Regions from separate parts of the Homo sapiens genome. Here region 2 is linked to region 1. The links are chromatin contacts, found by Hi-C or POLR2A ChIA-PET in ENCODE. All regions are on one chromosome and are shown on one strand. The core of a region is the stretch at or near the end of the contact, and the rest is flanking DNA. Distances in the headings are between cores, read along the strand shown. Region 1 has its middle 99 kb from the start of LINC02038. Region 2 overlaps LOC102724877.

What was found. Hi-C counts contacts between places; a loop is a spot of excess contacts on that map. ChIA-PET counts read pairs that join two places held with the same protein, here RNA polymerase II (POLR2A). Pooled maps may share reads with other maps.
Region 2: a pooled map shows a loop between it and region 1 (2.9-fold over the local background). The contact joins two enhancer-like sites. A Hi-C loop is called at or near these places in 2 of 50 pooled maps. POLR2A ChIA-PET finds 5 or more read pairs at or near these places in 5 of 52 experiments (AG04450, HepG2, OCI-LY7 and 2 more).

What each region holds. Positions count from the first base shown.
Region 1 is chr3:193,743,411-193,746,851 of GRCh38, reverse strand. No RefSeq gene overlaps it. Among named protein-coding and RNA genes, the nearest start is that of LINC02038, 99 kb to the left of the region's middle. Within about 2 kb of position 2,136, at least 8 of the 41 ENCODE cell types and tissues checked have a DNase peak (open chromatin) inside an H3K27ac peak, as active enhancers do; they include OCI-LY7, where a contact is called at or near this core.
Region 2 is chr3:194,099,987-194,103,793 of GRCh38, reverse strand. The region is part of intron 4 of LOC102724877; the gene reads right to left. Among named protein-coding and RNA genes, the nearest start is that of LINC02028, 31 kb to the right of the region's middle. RefSeq lists an enhancer at 2,568-2,857. Within about 2 kb of position 2,058, at least 5 of the 41 ENCODE cell types and tissues checked have a DNase peak (open chromatin) inside an H3K27ac peak, as active enhancers do; they include OCI-LY7, where a contact is called at or near this core.

The DNA of each region.
Region 1 (3,441 bases), core at 887-3,386:
GCCTTCCAGAAATATGCATTTTTAATGGTTGCATGATACTCCTTATTTTGTTAACAGATCCCTTATTACTGAACACTAATGCTGTTCTCAATTTTTCAATGTTATAAACGACATTAGGACAATATCTCTGTGTTATCATCCTTGACAGTTTTTCAGGATTTTGCCTTGAGAGAGAAATGTCTCCTCTTGATTTTTGATCTTGGAGGAAAATCTTGGACAGTGAACTAGCTGAAAATGTGTAGATGAGAATGTACCTGAGAGGAGGTCAGTAGAACCTGAGATACAGGCTGAGAGTGGCAAGGAGAGCGGGGGAAGGGGAGCAGCCTGGGAGGGCTTCAGGAGAAAGAGGAGCATGTGCAGAGTGGGCCCAGGGGAGAGCAGAGAGAAACATAGTGCCAGGCCCGGCCCAGAACAGAGGTTAGGAGTATAGGAAAGCCACCATGTTCCTTGCGGCTGGGCAGATTTGATCTCTCTGTGCCTCAGTTTCCTCATCTTTAAAATGAGCTTAGAAATAGAACTTAACTCTGTGACCCATTTTTTTTTTCCTTTTTGGAGACAGGGCATCACTCTGTCGCCCAGGCAAGAGTGTAGTGGCGTGAACATAGCTCACTGTAGCCTTGAATTCCTAGGCTCAAGTCATCCTCCCACCTCAGCCTCCCAAGCAGCTGAGACTACAAGTGTGCACCACCATGCCTAGCTAATTTGTGTATTTTTTGTAGAGACAGGGTCTCGCTATGTTGTCCAGGCTGGTCTTGAACTTCTGAGTTCAAGCAATCCTCCCGCCTTTGCCTTCCAAAGTGTTGGGATTACAGGTGTGAGCCACTGCGCCCAGCTTATGTAGATGAATACCTGTAAGCACATAGAAAATTACCCGGCAATACATGTTTGGTAAATAAAAGTGAATGATGGCGAGGCACAGTGGCTCATACCTGTAATCCCAGCACTTTGGGAGGCTGAGGTGGGTAGATCACTTGAGGCCAGGAGTTTGAGATCACCCTGGCCAGCATGGTGAAACCCCATCTCTACTAAAAATACAAAAATTAACCAGGCATGGTGGCACACACCTGTAGTCCCAGCTACTCGAGAGGCTGAGGCAAGAGAATCACTTGAACCCAGGAGGCAGAGGTTGCAGTGGGCCGAAATCATGCCACTGCGCTTTAGCCTGGGTGACAGAGCAAGACGCTATCTCAGAAAAGTGAATGAGGCTTCTGGGTGGAGCCTAAGACAGACAGCACCAAAGTAGGAAATTCTTGCTTAAGAGCACAAAAAATGGAGGCCGCGTTTCCCCTCATGAGGGAAAGTGAGTGGCAATGTTGCCTGAAGCCAGCCTTCCAACAGGGCAAATGCTGCTGGTCTGGTTGGGAAGCCAGCTGCCCTTTATCTCCCTCTGGCCAGTATCTGAAATCAGCTGTGAGAGAGAAATGCAGAACACTAGGAGATAGGAGCAGGCCGCTTTCCTCTTCCATCGGCTCTTCCGGGGCACCAGTCACTGCTTATTAAGCAGTTTATGTCATTAAGCATCTCCCTGGGGGAGCTGGAGAGCCACAGCACAGTGTAGATAATGAAGATCTATTGCATAAGCAGAAAAAGTTCAATGGAAAATGCCTCCTTCTGCGCTCCCTGGCTGCCCTCACTTGAGCCCTGTCTCCTTTTTATTAGCAGCGTGAGAGGATTCAACATTGTTTTTATTTTCTCACTCCTTGTGGGGAAAGACATTGATCCAGGCTTAAGAAGTCTTTCTGCGTCTGTTTCTTTAAACTAAGAATTGGGTTTCACTCTGGGCTAACTGTTCCTTTAGGTACAAGCTGAATGGCTCCCATTGCCAAGGTGAGCCCCAGACACATTTCTGACACAGCTCACTTCCTTTTTAGGGCCCCTAAAGTCAAGGTTAGTGCCTGCTCTCAAGCCCCTCAGGCCAAGGAGACCTGCCCTCAGAAATAAGATGTCTTGAATGGGAACAAAGAGCTCTATCATGCCCTTGGTTTCTTCATGTTTAAAATGCAGAGCAAAGGAGTACATGAGGTCAAGAGCCTTCTAGTCTGAACCTTCTGTGGAGTGGAAGGACACTAATGGGCCAGACAGCTTCTAGATGCAAGGCGGGCTCAGGCCTGGGTGAGGTCAGGACGGGAGACACGGAGAGGAACAAGTTACCTAGCCTCAGCCAGCAGAGTCCCGGGCCAGCCTCACAGCGACGGGAGGTGATTTTGTCACGTTCACTGACCTCTGACTCTTTCCTCAAGGAAGGGTTTGTGTCATGAGTGAACAGAGACAGGTGAAAAGCCCCCTCTAATTTCTAGCACACAGTCCTGCAAGCCTCTGCAGGAAGGAGTTGGGAGCTCTGCGTTTCCCTCTCGTTGGCCTCCTGCCTGCCTGTCTGCCCTGGACCTTGCTTACCAGCTTATCCAAGCTGCATGGAGGTTCAGGGGTGCCATCTGGGTCTCCTCAGCCCAAATATGGGACTTTCAAAATCTCCCCCCAACACAAACACACCCTGCTGTGTTGATTCCGTTCCCGTACTCTCCACTCCATCTCTTCCCATCCACCTTCATATTTGCTCTTAGAACCAGAGCCTGTGACCACGTGAGATACTGTATTGCAGTCACCTGGAGTTTGCTTTACAGGAAAAGTAAACGCCCCCTCCCCTTTTCCTCCTAGTCTCTTTGGTTTAGAAGGATGATGTCATCTGAATAACAGCCTGAAGTAAATGATTAGGAAAAGTGCCCTTCTCTTGAACCCTGTGGACACCATCTAGCTCTGAGACAGAGATTCAGTTAGAAATGCTGCAGCTGGAAAACAATTCACACACCATGCCCATGAAGTGTGTGAAGCTCTGGAAGAAAAGACACGAAGAGGATATTTACGATTGGGGAAGGAAGCATAGCGTGGTACACCTGAATCAGGAGGACTGTGAAGGGCGGCAGTGAGGAGTGAAACCAGAGCCTGAAATTGCCACACTTCCTCCGTGTCTGACTCGGTGCTTCTCAAACTGAGCATTTTCAACATCTTTGACAAAACAATTCAGCCACGGAGGGGAGTCTTGCGCATTGTAGGATGTTTAAGCCAGAATTCCTGGCCTCCACCCACTACATGCCAGAAGTAACTTACCCCAACCAAGATGAGATTAGCCACTGGCATGAAGGAAATAAAATATTAGAACTTCTATGTATTTTTATTTGATTACAAAACATAGAATTTAAGTTTTATTAACATTGATGATGCCCAGACATAATCCAAGACATGTCAGTGAGATGTCTATAACTTAGACAGGTAGACGGAGAAACCCTCATCTGCTCTATCATTCTGAGCTTATTACAGGGCATTGTAGTTCATATTTGTCCAATTAGGTTGGATTCAGTAATTATTTTAAATGGGAGATGGCAAGTAACTGTGAAGATTCTATAAGTCATCTCATGGCAAGGAACTTAGGTACACATTTTTCTC
Region 2 (3,807 bases), core at 809-3,308, 360 kb before region 1:
CGTAAGATCTGGCTGGCACGTGCTCACCCGCTTCTGGACTTTTGGCTTTTCTCTCGCTCAACTTTGTATTATAGTCCCTGCAGGTGCAGGTGTGTCACCCTCATCACCTTGCTGAGGACAGGATGTGGTACCTTCATCTGGGAATCCCCCTGACATGCAGAGCAGTAGATGGCAGTCTAGACAGTACTGAACCGGTATCAGAGGGTGCATTAGATCTTGGAGGAGTCGCTTTGTCTCTCAGGCCCTCAGTTTTCACCTCTGTGAAGTGGATATAAAGCTGTCTATCCATCCTCTTTCCTATGGTTTCAGAGACACCAGTTCCTGCTACGTACTCACTATACTAATTGGATCTTTTCTTCCTCTCGGCCACCCTGTTAGGTAGGTGAGACTGGCAATGTGGCCCCAGCACCAGCAGTATAATGTCACCTGGGGGTATGTTTGAAATGCAGAATCTCAGGCCCCATACCAGAGCTGCTGAATCAGTCTGAATCTTTCCAAGCTCCCCAGGAAATTCGTGTGCACATCGAGAAACACTTTGCTACACTGGAAATTTGCACACATTTAACCTAAGTTGAGTGAATGAGCGTCAGCCTGTCATATGCATGTCATCTGTTAAATGGGGATAGTAACAGTTGTCCTTTTCTATTGGAGGGATGCTTTGAGGATCAAGTAGTTTATAATTATAAAGGTATTTTATCCAGACACTGGCTAATTTATTCAACAAACTTTGCCGAATGGCTACAAGACAGGTTTGGGGTTTGCAAAATATATTCTCTCCTTAGAAATAATTTGAACTATTCTAGAAATCTGATGTTTAAAAGAGCTAAGTATAGTAAAACATGGCAAGTGCTGTCCAATAGCCACGCTTAAATTAGGGGATGATTAGAGAAAAAAACAAGTAACTGTGATTGTGAAGTTCAGGGCTGTGTAGGTTAAGGGAGGCTTCACTGAGGTGGTGGCACTGAGCTTATGTAGGAATGAATGAGGTAGAGAAGGTCCTTCTAGACAGAGAACAACATAAACAAAGGCTCTGAGGTATGGGGTGGAGGGATTGGGGTGGCTACTATTTCCAGGTGGCCTCATAACGTGACTAGTAAGTACAGACCTGAGAGGTCTTTGCTGCCTGCTTCGTTTATTTGGGGCTGATTGCCTGGGTCATTTTAGGTTTCAGTCCTGTGGTTGGAGCCGTCCGTCCAAAAGTCACTGCTGTGCTTACACTGCCAACCACCTAAGACTTTTGTTTGTTTGTTTGTTTTTATTCTTCATGTGCTCTGGTGGGGGAGGTTTACTGCCAGCAGCAATGTCCTACTTCCTAAGATTTTAACATCACTTCGAGTTAAGGAGGGGAAGTTGATTTCCAGGTAGGTCATTTTTTTTTTCAACCAGTTGGGAAGGCGAGTTGGCCCCTATAGGGACTGAGAAAATAAGAGATGGCCAGAGCCCTCGTCCAGCACCATCTGAGATCTGTCACTGCCTGCTCCCCTCTGGCTGCCTGAGCGTGTCCACAGCAGTGGTGGACACAGGCTTGGAGCATGTGGTGCTCAGCCAATGGGCAGACAACAGCAGTGGAGATGCCACTGAGGGCCCAGAGAAAAGGCACTTTGGTACATCTGGGAGAGGCCACTCCCTTCCTGAGCCAGCCAGGAGAGTGGGAGCTGTACCTCTTGAAAGCCATCATGATGTGGAGTCTCTGCCGGGTCACAGTGGGTGAGACCAAAAGTGAGGGTGGGTGGCACCCATAGGAGTACATGCAGAAGCAAAATCACTTCCTGGAATGGCTGTCTGAGCAGGCAGAGGGTGCAAACACAGCCCTGCACCTTAGGGAACCTTTAGTTGGATGTGAGGACTGTGCTCTCCCTTGCTTCTCCAGGCTGCGGAGGCATTGTGCTGCCTTCTTGCAATGCTGTAATGGTGAGGGAAGGGGACCCTGCACCTGGGGGTGTGGGAGGACAGCCTGAGGGTGGATGCTTAGTTCTGAGCTCCCAAACTAAAGCCAAGGACTTTGTCTTGCTTGTATTGGACAGCGCCCTTGGGTGCTGAGTTAATATTTTACCCAGCTTGCAAATAAGGGTTATCTGTTTGTCTCTGTAAAGGACACGGGGGCAAATGGCTTTCTGCACTACTGCTGTTGGTATGAGTGCTCATTCTCTTTGGGCAAAGGAAAGGAAAGAGATGGAGCCTTATCACTGCTCCTTTTTAGTTCATTGATGTAGGTGGCCAACTTTCTGAAAAATGGCCCCAGGGGACTGTGACCCTGGGTGGATCTTTACTCTGAACTTAGGAAGCAGCTTCATGCAGTAGAAATAACCTGAAGTTTGCAGTCAGCTAGGAGTGCATTCAAATTTCTCCACTTCCTAGTTGTGGTACTTAGGGAAGTACCTTCGCCTCTTAAAGCCTCAGTTTCCCCATCGGTACGGCAGGCATGAACTGCTCTCCTGGTTGGGTCGTGAGGTATGAAGGGGAGAGCGCAGTGGTATCTCCTGTGCTTGCTGGTTAGCTCTGAGTCTGGATGTGACACAGCTCTCAGTGGTCTAGAGATTGAGAATCGAAAAGCTTTCGGTTCATGAAAAACCATCTCAACGTCAGAGCTGGGGGCAAGCAGAGAAACCCAGGGTCAACCACTTCATCGGCCAGAAGAGGAAACTACACCTCGCCCTGCAGGTCCCCTGTGGCCACCACACCTGTCCTCAAACCTGCAAAAACACCACAGAATGGGGACTCCGGCACCCCCAGGCTTTCCGGACCTGTCCTCAGCATCCTCCTCCCCACCACCTGACCTGGCGCTTACTCTCCCAGCTCCATTTCGCCTTTGCTTTTGGACTTGGCCCTTGCTAGTTCCCAGCTCTGGCCTCAGGTCCACTCAGCAGTGACTCTGATCACATGCCCGGTGCCTTGCTGCTGGCTACCTCTGATGCACACACCCCGCATTGCAGTGGGGCCAGGACCTTAGTCCTTCAGAAGAAGGCTTTTCTCTCTCCCTTCTTCCCCTGGGTGATGTGTTGGTTTCTCTCCTTCCTCCCTCTCTCTCCTTTTTATTGCTTTTATAGTTATGGGGAGCAGTCTTTAAAGATTGTTGGTGAACACACCATACGCCTGCTTCATCAAGCAGTAGGTATCTGCCAGAAGAAAAAGGATGTCCTTGATGTGAAAAAATAAAAAAAGGGCTGTCAGCCCCTCCTTCGGTGGGCAGAGGGAAGACTCAGGCCAGCTCCTGATAGCAATGACTGAGTCCAGCTCCTCTAGACACTACGGAGTGTCTTGAAGAATTCATCTCCCTATCCCAGCCTTAGTTTCTTTTTTTTGTAAAATGGGGCAATCATGATTCCAATCCAGGCAACTTCATCGAGTTGCTGTTGGGACCACAGCAGGCACTGGATATGAAAACAATACATGGTAAAGCTACAAACCCCTGTGCACTCTACAGGGGTTGCTCATGGCCGTTTTCAGCTCCCTTCTGGGCTGAGGCCTGTCTATTTTCAACTGGATGGGTCTGAGTTGTGTGAAGTAGCTTCCTGTGAAGGCCCCTCAGTTTCCAGGACTGGAGAAGAACAGCAACTAGTTGCCTCTGATTCCCGCTCCCCAGCCCCTTCTCTCTGGACCGTGCCTTGTGGGCGGTGGGTGGTGGGGAGGCTCAAGGGATCCTCCAGCATCACTTTGCTGGGAGTGTGACTCTCCTGATGGCAAACACACCAGAACCGAGAGCCCCAACTCCCGGAATCCTCAGTTACAGGTGGCAGGGAGAGGTGGAGTCCAGGGAGAAGTGTGGGGCTTGCATGGGTGACATTGCATTCCTGGATAAGCAGGGAG